Regions from separate parts of the Homo sapiens genome. Here regions 1 and 3 are each linked to region 2. A link is an interaction called in ENCODE POLR2A ChIA-PET data of the cell type or tissue named here. Cell type or tissue: CD4-positive, alpha-beta T cell. All regions are shown on one strand.

The links. Peaks named below come from ENCODE experiments on the same cell type or tissue, not always from the same donor. Only the 100,000 strongest peaks of a DNase experiment are listed, where the experiment ranks them.
Region 1: POLR2A ChIA-PET joins it to region 2 with 5 read pairs; 9 of 35 experiments call an interaction of 5 or more read pairs at or near these places.
Region 3: POLR2A ChIA-PET joins it to region 2 with 9 read pairs; 3 of 35 experiments call an interaction of 5 or more read pairs at or near these places.

The regions. Positions count from the first base shown.
Region 1 is chr3:56,627,762-56,630,261 of GRCh38, reverse strand. It overlaps TASOR (transcription activation suppressor), which reads left to right. Exons shown (of 24, transcript NM_001365635.2): 19 at 1,648-1,770. Among named protein-coding and RNA genes, the nearest start is that of TASOR, 54 kb to the left of the region's middle. In CD4-positive, alpha-beta T cell, no CTCF peak of the experiment used is centred here; no DNase peak of the experiment used is centred here; H3K27ac peaks cover 480 bases.
Region 2 is chr3:56,692,176-56,694,675 of GRCh38, reverse strand. No RefSeq gene overlaps it. Among named protein-coding and RNA genes, the nearest start is that of TASOR, 10 kb to the right of the region's middle. In CD4-positive, alpha-beta T cell, no CTCF peak of the experiment used is centred here; a DNase peak (open chromatin) is centred at 1,455; H3K4me3 peaks cover 884 bases; H3K27ac peaks cover 507 bases.
Region 3 is chr3:56,861,638-56,864,137 of GRCh38, reverse strand. It overlaps a transcript of ARHGEF3 not described here. Among named protein-coding and RNA genes, the nearest start is that of ARHGEF3, 61 kb to the right of the region's middle. In CD4-positive, alpha-beta T cell, no CTCF peak of the experiment used is centred here; no DNase peak of the experiment used is centred here.

The DNA of each region.
Region 1 (2,500 bases), 64 kb after region 2:
GCTTCTTAATGTAAGAAGACATCAAAGATTACCAGCAGGGAGGCTGAGGCGGGCAGATCACGAGGTCAGGAGATTGGGACCATCCTGATTGACATGGTGAAACCCCGTCTCTACTAAAAATACAAAAAATTAGCCAGGCATGGTGGTGGGTGCCTGTAGTCCCAGCTACTTGGGAGGCTGAGGCAGGAGAATGGTGTGAACCCAGGAGGCAGAGCTTGCAGTGAGCCGAGATAGCGCCACTGCACTGCAGCCTGGGTGACAGAGCGAGACTCCATCTCAAAAAAAAAAAAAATTACCAGCAGGCATGTCAGATGGTAATTTACCTTTTCATTAACTGACTAAGCTGGTCTGAGATCTGCCCAAAAGTTCCAGAGATTGGATCAAAATCAGTGTAGAAGGTGCTGCTTTAGCACAACAGCATCCTCTTTGGGGTAACACTTCAGGTTGAAAGAGCAGCAGACTGGTTGTCAGGTAAGCTGGGTTTTTATTATAGCTGTCTGACCAGCTGTGCTGACATTAAAAGTAATCTCTGAAATGAGGAATATGACCTCCAGGATCCTGCAGTTTGCTTCAGTGTTCAGGATTCCACCAGCAAGCAGAGAGCAAAGGGAACTCTGCATGAAAGTCTGCCTGTGTCCTGTGAAAGGCAGTACCATGTTCACCAGCATGGAGGAAGAGTTACTAGTTGGGAAAGTCTACTTTGAAGACAGAAACTTGACAGAAATGGCTAATTTGTATGTGAATACCATTGTACATAATGAAGCTCTATATAAATGCTTTTTTAGCTGTTGTGAATTAGAGCTATGGTTGTGAAAGTTCTTAACTCTGAAGGCGTTTATCCCAGTTAATACTGCTGCAAATAACCAAGGGCCTACTTAGAATGGAAAGGAAAAGGTGAGCTAGGGAGTGGTTAATGATTAGACTCTAGGTTGCCTTAAAGTGTTTCTCATAGGATATTATAGTCAACCTAGAGTCTAATCATTAACCTCTATAATAACTAAAGGAGCTGGGTTAAGAACCTGGCCTAATTAACAGTTCTTTCTGTTAACTCACACTGTTACTTGGCTGGCTTTGCATAGTGCTGTAACATTGTGACTGTGTGATTGGTGAAGCTCTGTAACATTGTGACTATGTGATTGGTGAAGCTCTGACCTTTAGATTCCTCTTCTAGAAAAGAAAAGTGGATTTGGGCCATGTGCAGTGGCTCACGCCTGTAATCCCAGCACTTTGGGCGGCCAAGGCAGGAGGATCACTCGAGCCCAGGAATTTAAGACCAGCTTGGGCAACACAGCAAGACTCTGTCTCTTACAAAAAAAAAAAAAAAAAAAAAAATTAGCCTGGTATGGTGGTGCGAGCCTAGTGCCATCCATGTATTCAGGAGGCTGAGGTGGGAGGGTGGCTTGAGCCTGGGAGGTCAAGGCTGCAGTGAGCTGTGATCATGCTGCTATACTCCAGCCTGGGCAATGGTGAGACCCTGTCTCAAAGAAAAAAAAAAAGGATTTGATGGTCTCTTAGAGTGTAAGTTCATTCATTGTTAATAATGTCATGGTAGTAGTTAAGCTTATCAGTTTATCTTGCATTTCTGGTGTTAAATTGATGTTTACAAAGAAGTATTTTAATATTGATTTAGTTGTTTTTCTTTAACAGGAATATCTTATCAAATTAGGCAATACAGAATGTCATCCTGAACAGTTTTTGGAAAGAAGATCAAAATTAGATAAACTATTGATTATTATTCAAAATGAAGACATTGCAGGTTTCATTCACAAGGTAGACTATTAAGTCAAATTCACTACTTTGGTTTTAAAAACTCCCTTATTTTAAAATCTTACTGTCTGCCAGACTAGTGTTTTTAAAATAAGCTTTAAAGGAGATTAAACTTAAGGACCCATCTGTGAATCAGCTTGTGAGATTCAAGTTTGTACCTATGCAAAATTTTAAATTGCTGCACATCACAGATCTTCCCTGTCACTCAGGTAGTCAAGACTAATAAGAGTACTGAATCCTTGAATGCCATTGGGTCTGCTGACTGACTACATAATGTTTTCATCTTCATTTGTATGTCCTAGGAAAAACCTATTTGTGCTCCATCTTTGCCAGACCAGTCCCCTTTTCCCTTAAATTTTGAGGTATCCCATCTAGTCTTAGGAGCCCTATCTCCATCCTACATCTTGGACGTCTTTCCTGATTGACTGTTCGAGCACATAGGCTTTTGCCTTCGTCTGAATTCTGACTGTACTCACAGGTTATAGAGAGGTCAGCTTTTGTCCATTTTGTGTTTTCAGGTCTATTGTAAGCTCCTTTTCCTTAGTCGTCTGTGGTAGGTCCCAGTACATAAATGTTGGTTTATATATTGGGAAATAATGTTGGGAATATTATTTGTGTGGCTTTCCAGAGGTAATCCACTAATATAGATGAGCCATAATGCATTCTGTTAGACTTCTTGTAGGTTCCTTCACACTTGAGTCTGTCAATTCATTCCCTCCATCTGTTTCTCTTT
Region 2 (2,500 bases):
ACGTAATGTGAGACATCAACAATTTTTCTGCCAGAGAATATCAGATAGTCACTTTATCCTCAGGAGTCAAAAACATATTTATTTATTTATTTAAGTCTAGCTCTGTCGCCCAGGCTGGAGTGCAGTGGCGTGACCTCAGCTCACTGCAAGCTCCACCTCCTAGGTTCACGCCATTCTCCTGCTTCAGCCTCCCAAGTATCTGGGACTACAGGTGCCCGCCACCACGCCTGGCTAAGTTTTTTTTTTTTTTTTTGTATTTTTAGTAGAGATGGGGTTTCACCCTGTTAGCCAGGAGGGTCTTGATCTTCTGACCTCGTGATCCACCTGCCTTGGCCTCCCAAAGTGCTGGGATTACAGGCGTGAGCCACTGCGCCCGGCCCAAAAACATATTTAGTAAACACTTACTGTGTTCCAGGCACTGTGGTGAGCCCTGGGGATACCATGGTAAGCAGAACCCAGACATTGACCCTCAGTCCATGGTATGGCACAGACTGTAGTGAGAGAGACAGATTTAATTAAATAGTCCCACAAATGAGGGAGTAATTACAAATTGAGGAAATTGGGAGGTAAATGGTCTGAGTAAAAGGAGCAAAATTCTGTAAGAGCATCCAATGGGGAACTCGACCTAGAATGGGGGGCCGATTATGAAAGAAGTTCACACAGGGAAGTGAAGCTTCAGCCAAAGGAAGTGCAGTAGCTTACTGGAACTGGAGAAGAGGGTGGCACGGGGAAGAATAACATCCCACACAGGAAACATATCATGTGCTGAGGTTGATTGCATGGCCAGGGAGTTTGGCAAGTGTGCCAGACATAGGAAGAACCAAGGAGGAGCTTAGGGAAGTGAAGTGCAAGATGGAAAGGCAGGCAAAGGTCAGAATCAGTAAGGGTCCATTGCCCACATGAAGAATTCTTATCTTTGTCCCTGGAATAATGAGAATCCATAGAAAAGTTTTGTTTTTGTTTATTTAATTGAAGAATAACATCACAGAATAAAATGCAACTCTATGCATACAGTTCAATGAATACTTATATGTGTATGCCCCTGTCTGTATAACTACCACCCAGATCAAGATACAGAGCATTTCCATCATTCCAGAAAGTTCCTTCATGTCCCCTTTGAGTCAATTACCTACCACCCCCACTCCAAAAAGGGAACCACAATTCCTTTACTACCATAGATTATTTTTGTCTGTCCTTGAACGTCATGTAAATGGGATCATACAGTACATCTTCACCCCCACAAGGGAACCACAATTCTTTTATTACCATAGATTATTTTTGTCTGTCCTTGAACATCATGTAAATGGGATCATACAGTACGTCTTTCATTTAACATTATGTCTATGACATTAATCCATGGCATTGCATGTAATAAAGTCTTAGAAGGGTTTCACTCAGAAATGAAACAAAACTTAAGTGACAGCTCTTGACTTCTGGGTTTAGCTGAGGTTTGTGGTTACCAGAGTCAGCTGTGTTGGTGAGAGGACACTTGCTTCTTGTTCATTGCTAACTATATTCTTTTTTTCAATTGAATTTCTCCCTTTTGTTGCTTCTCCTCATTGCATGGAAGTTTTTCTTCCAGTCATTAACCAGGAATCAACTTCAACATGGTTTCTTGCCAAATTAAGAGGGTCTTTTTCAGGCTTCCCTAGTGTGTCCGGAATTGGTGGGTTCTTGGTCTCACTGACTTCAAGAATGAAGCCGCGGACCCTTGCGGTGAGTGTTACATCTCTTGAGGTGGCACGTCTGGAGTTTGTTCCTTCTGATGTTCGGCTGTGTTCGGAGTTTTTTCCTTCTGGTGGGTTCATGGTCTCGCTGGCTCAGGAGTGAAGCTGCAGACCTTCGCAGTGAGTGTTACAGCTCATAAAAGCAGTGTGGACCCAAAGAGTGAGCAGTAGCAAGATTTATTGCAGAGCGAAAGAACAAAGCTTCCACAGTGTGGAAGGGGACCCGAGTAGGTTGCCACTGCTGGCTAGGGCAGCCTGCTTTTATTCTCTTATCTGGCCCCACCCACATCCTGCTGATTGGTAGAGCCAAGTGGTCTGTTTTGACAGGGCGCTGACTGGTGCGTTTACAATCCCTGAGCTAGACACAGAGGTCCTCCACGTCCCCACTAGATTAGCTAGATACAGAGTGTGGACACAAAGGTTCTCCAAGGCCCCACCAGAGTAGCTAAATACAGAGTGTCGATTGGTGCATTCACAAACCCTGAGCTAGACACAGGGTGCTGATTGGTGTGTTTACAAACCTTGAGCTAGATACAGAGTGCCGATTGGTGTATTTACAATCCCTGAGCTAGACATAAAGGTTCTCCACGTCCCCACCAGACTCAGGAGCCCAGCTGGCTTCACCCAGTGGATCCCGCACTGGGGCTGCAGGTGGAGCTGCCTGCCAGTCCCGCCCCTTGCGCCCGCACTCCTCAGCCCTTGGGTGGTCGATGGAACTGGGCGCCGTGGAGCAGGGGGCGGCGCTCATCGGGGAGGCTCGGGTCAGCACAGGA
Region 3 (2,500 bases), 170 kb before region 2:
TCATTCCTCTGGTTGATTATGAAACCAAGGGTAGATGTGGATGATGAGTAGAAAGCTGCCTTAGTTTTCTGATGAGAGATGGTGGTGTCCTGGCTTAGCTGTCTGTAGGGCAGACAAGTTTGAGAGACATATATGGCTATGTATCTTTACTGCCTGGTCTTGAGTGGGCACTTAGTAAATGTTTCCCTTCTTGGCATGCGTTAGAAGATGTGGGTTTTATTTTACCTTCTGTCATTGTATAGCTATCAGACCTTGTATGTATTGCTTCACCTCTCTGGGTCTCAGTTTCCACAAATATAAAATAATATAGATGAATTGTGTCCTTTCCAGTGCCAAATTCCCTAGGTTCATGATGTTTTGAGTGCTATCGGTTTTTCAGGCAGAGGATTAAAAGGTAAATGTGGGCCGGGTGTGGTGGCTCACACCTGTAATCCCAGCACTTTGGGAGGCTGAGGCAGGTGGGTCACTTGAGGCCAGGAGTTCAAGACCAGCCTGGCCAACATGGTGAAACCCTGTCTCTACTAAAAAATACAAAAATGGCCAGGTGTGGTGGCTCACACCTATAATCCCAGTGCTTTGGGAGGCCAAGGCGGGTGGATTGCTTGAGGTCATGAGTTCAAGACCAGCCTGGCCAACATGGCAAAACCCCATCTCTAGTAAAAATATGAAAATTAGCCGGGCATGGTGGCACACACCTGTAATCCCAGCTCCTCCGGAGGCTGAGGTGAGAGGATCGCTTGAACCTGGGATTTAGAGGTTGCAGTGAGCCAAGATTGCACCACTGCACTCCAGCCTGGGCGACACAGTGAGACAATGTCTCAAAAAAAAAAAAAATTAGCTGGGTGTGGTGGCACACACCTGAATCCCAGCTACTCGGAAGGCTGAGGCATGAGAACTGCTTCAACATGGGAGGCGGAGGTTATAGTGTGCCGAGATCGCGCCACTGCACTCCAGCCTGGGCAACAGAGTGAGACTCTGTCTCAAAAAAAAAAAAGAAAAAGGTAAATGTGTTGGTTTAATAATAGGAGATCAGTATCTGAGTTTGCTTACACAACCATCTTTCTTCAAGTCCTTCTTTCTAACTCCTTGGATGTTAGAAGACATGGTTAGGGGGCACCACTGTATACACTTAACATTTCATTTATGGCAAACAAGACCGGTCTTTAATTAGGTTGCCTTTTTAAAGCACACCAGATGTGAGTCACTAGAAAAACAAAACCAAACTCTTCAAATGAGTAGGAGTGAATGTAAGAATTCTAATGAATCAGCCCAGGGTACACAGCCTAAATGAAGTGGAAAAAGCTAGGGGAGGTTTGCTAAGGGGGTGCATTTGACTCTTGCGTCCTATAAGTTGGGAATCCTTTGTCAGCAGTTGTAACAGGCATGCTCAGCTGCAACCACAAACATTTTCCAATGGAGGAGTGTTGATAGCATTTTCATTGACCTTAAAAAAATAAAAAATCTAATGGCAGGGTCAAGGGGAAGGCAAGAGGTGTAATTTGCTGGTCAGTCTCAGTCAGCCGCCTGCAGCAGCCTCGTCCTGTGTGAGACTTTAAGGGAATGCACATTGGCATGGGGGTTCCCAGGCGGAGGGGGGCCCAGATTCAGCCTTGGCCTCATAGAGGAGCAACAAATTGAAACAAGAGCAGCCCTGTTGACCTTCAGACTGCAAATGGACTGCTTTCTTTGTGCCATGTCGCCCAGTGAAATAATCCTGATAAAAGCTTTTTGTTTAGCCATTGGAACAAGAGCAGGGATTCAGGGAAAGAGTATTTCCCCACCCTTTTAAAAAATGTTTTGGTGTTGGCTGTTCGACAGACCTGGGTTCTGCTGAACCAGTAGGCATTGGAGTAGGGGGATTTGTGGAGTAGGGAGGTTCTTGGTTGGTTCTGAGGTCATCTGCAAGGTTTTTGTTGCATCTCTCACACTTACAGAAGGGCAGTCTGACCCTGCTCCCCCTCCCACTCCCCTCACCCTGCCTTTACCTCCATACCATTCCTTTTAAAGTCCCAAAAGGTGGGTGGGTGGGGAGGGTCAGGGGCTTACTCTTTCATTTGCTCCTTCATTTTAAGCTGTGGATTAGCATCTATGTTTTTGCCTTTGTAGCAGATTGGCCAGAGATAACCCCATTATTTTAGTGCATCCTGTTGCTGTGTATAGGTTTTAGGGATCATTTGGGAACTATTATAGGTTATAGACCAGTGGAAGCAGAGCTGCTGCTTATTAGATTGAAGACATTTGGTAGAGAGAGAGTTAAAAAAAAAAAAAAAAACCAACAGGTTAGAAGGCTTCATTCACTTTTAGAAGAGAGAAAGGAGGAAGAGTCTGAGGTACATTCTATAGCTTTGTGGGAAGAGGGGATGCTTCCGGCAGGATCTTTGGGATTTGGCAGTGGCAGACTCTACTCTTTGCTCCCTGCAAGGCCCTGAACAGCCTCCTGAGGGCCCAGCAGATCCAGGCCTTTCCGACCCCAGCCCTCAGTCCCCAGGCCCTTGTACAT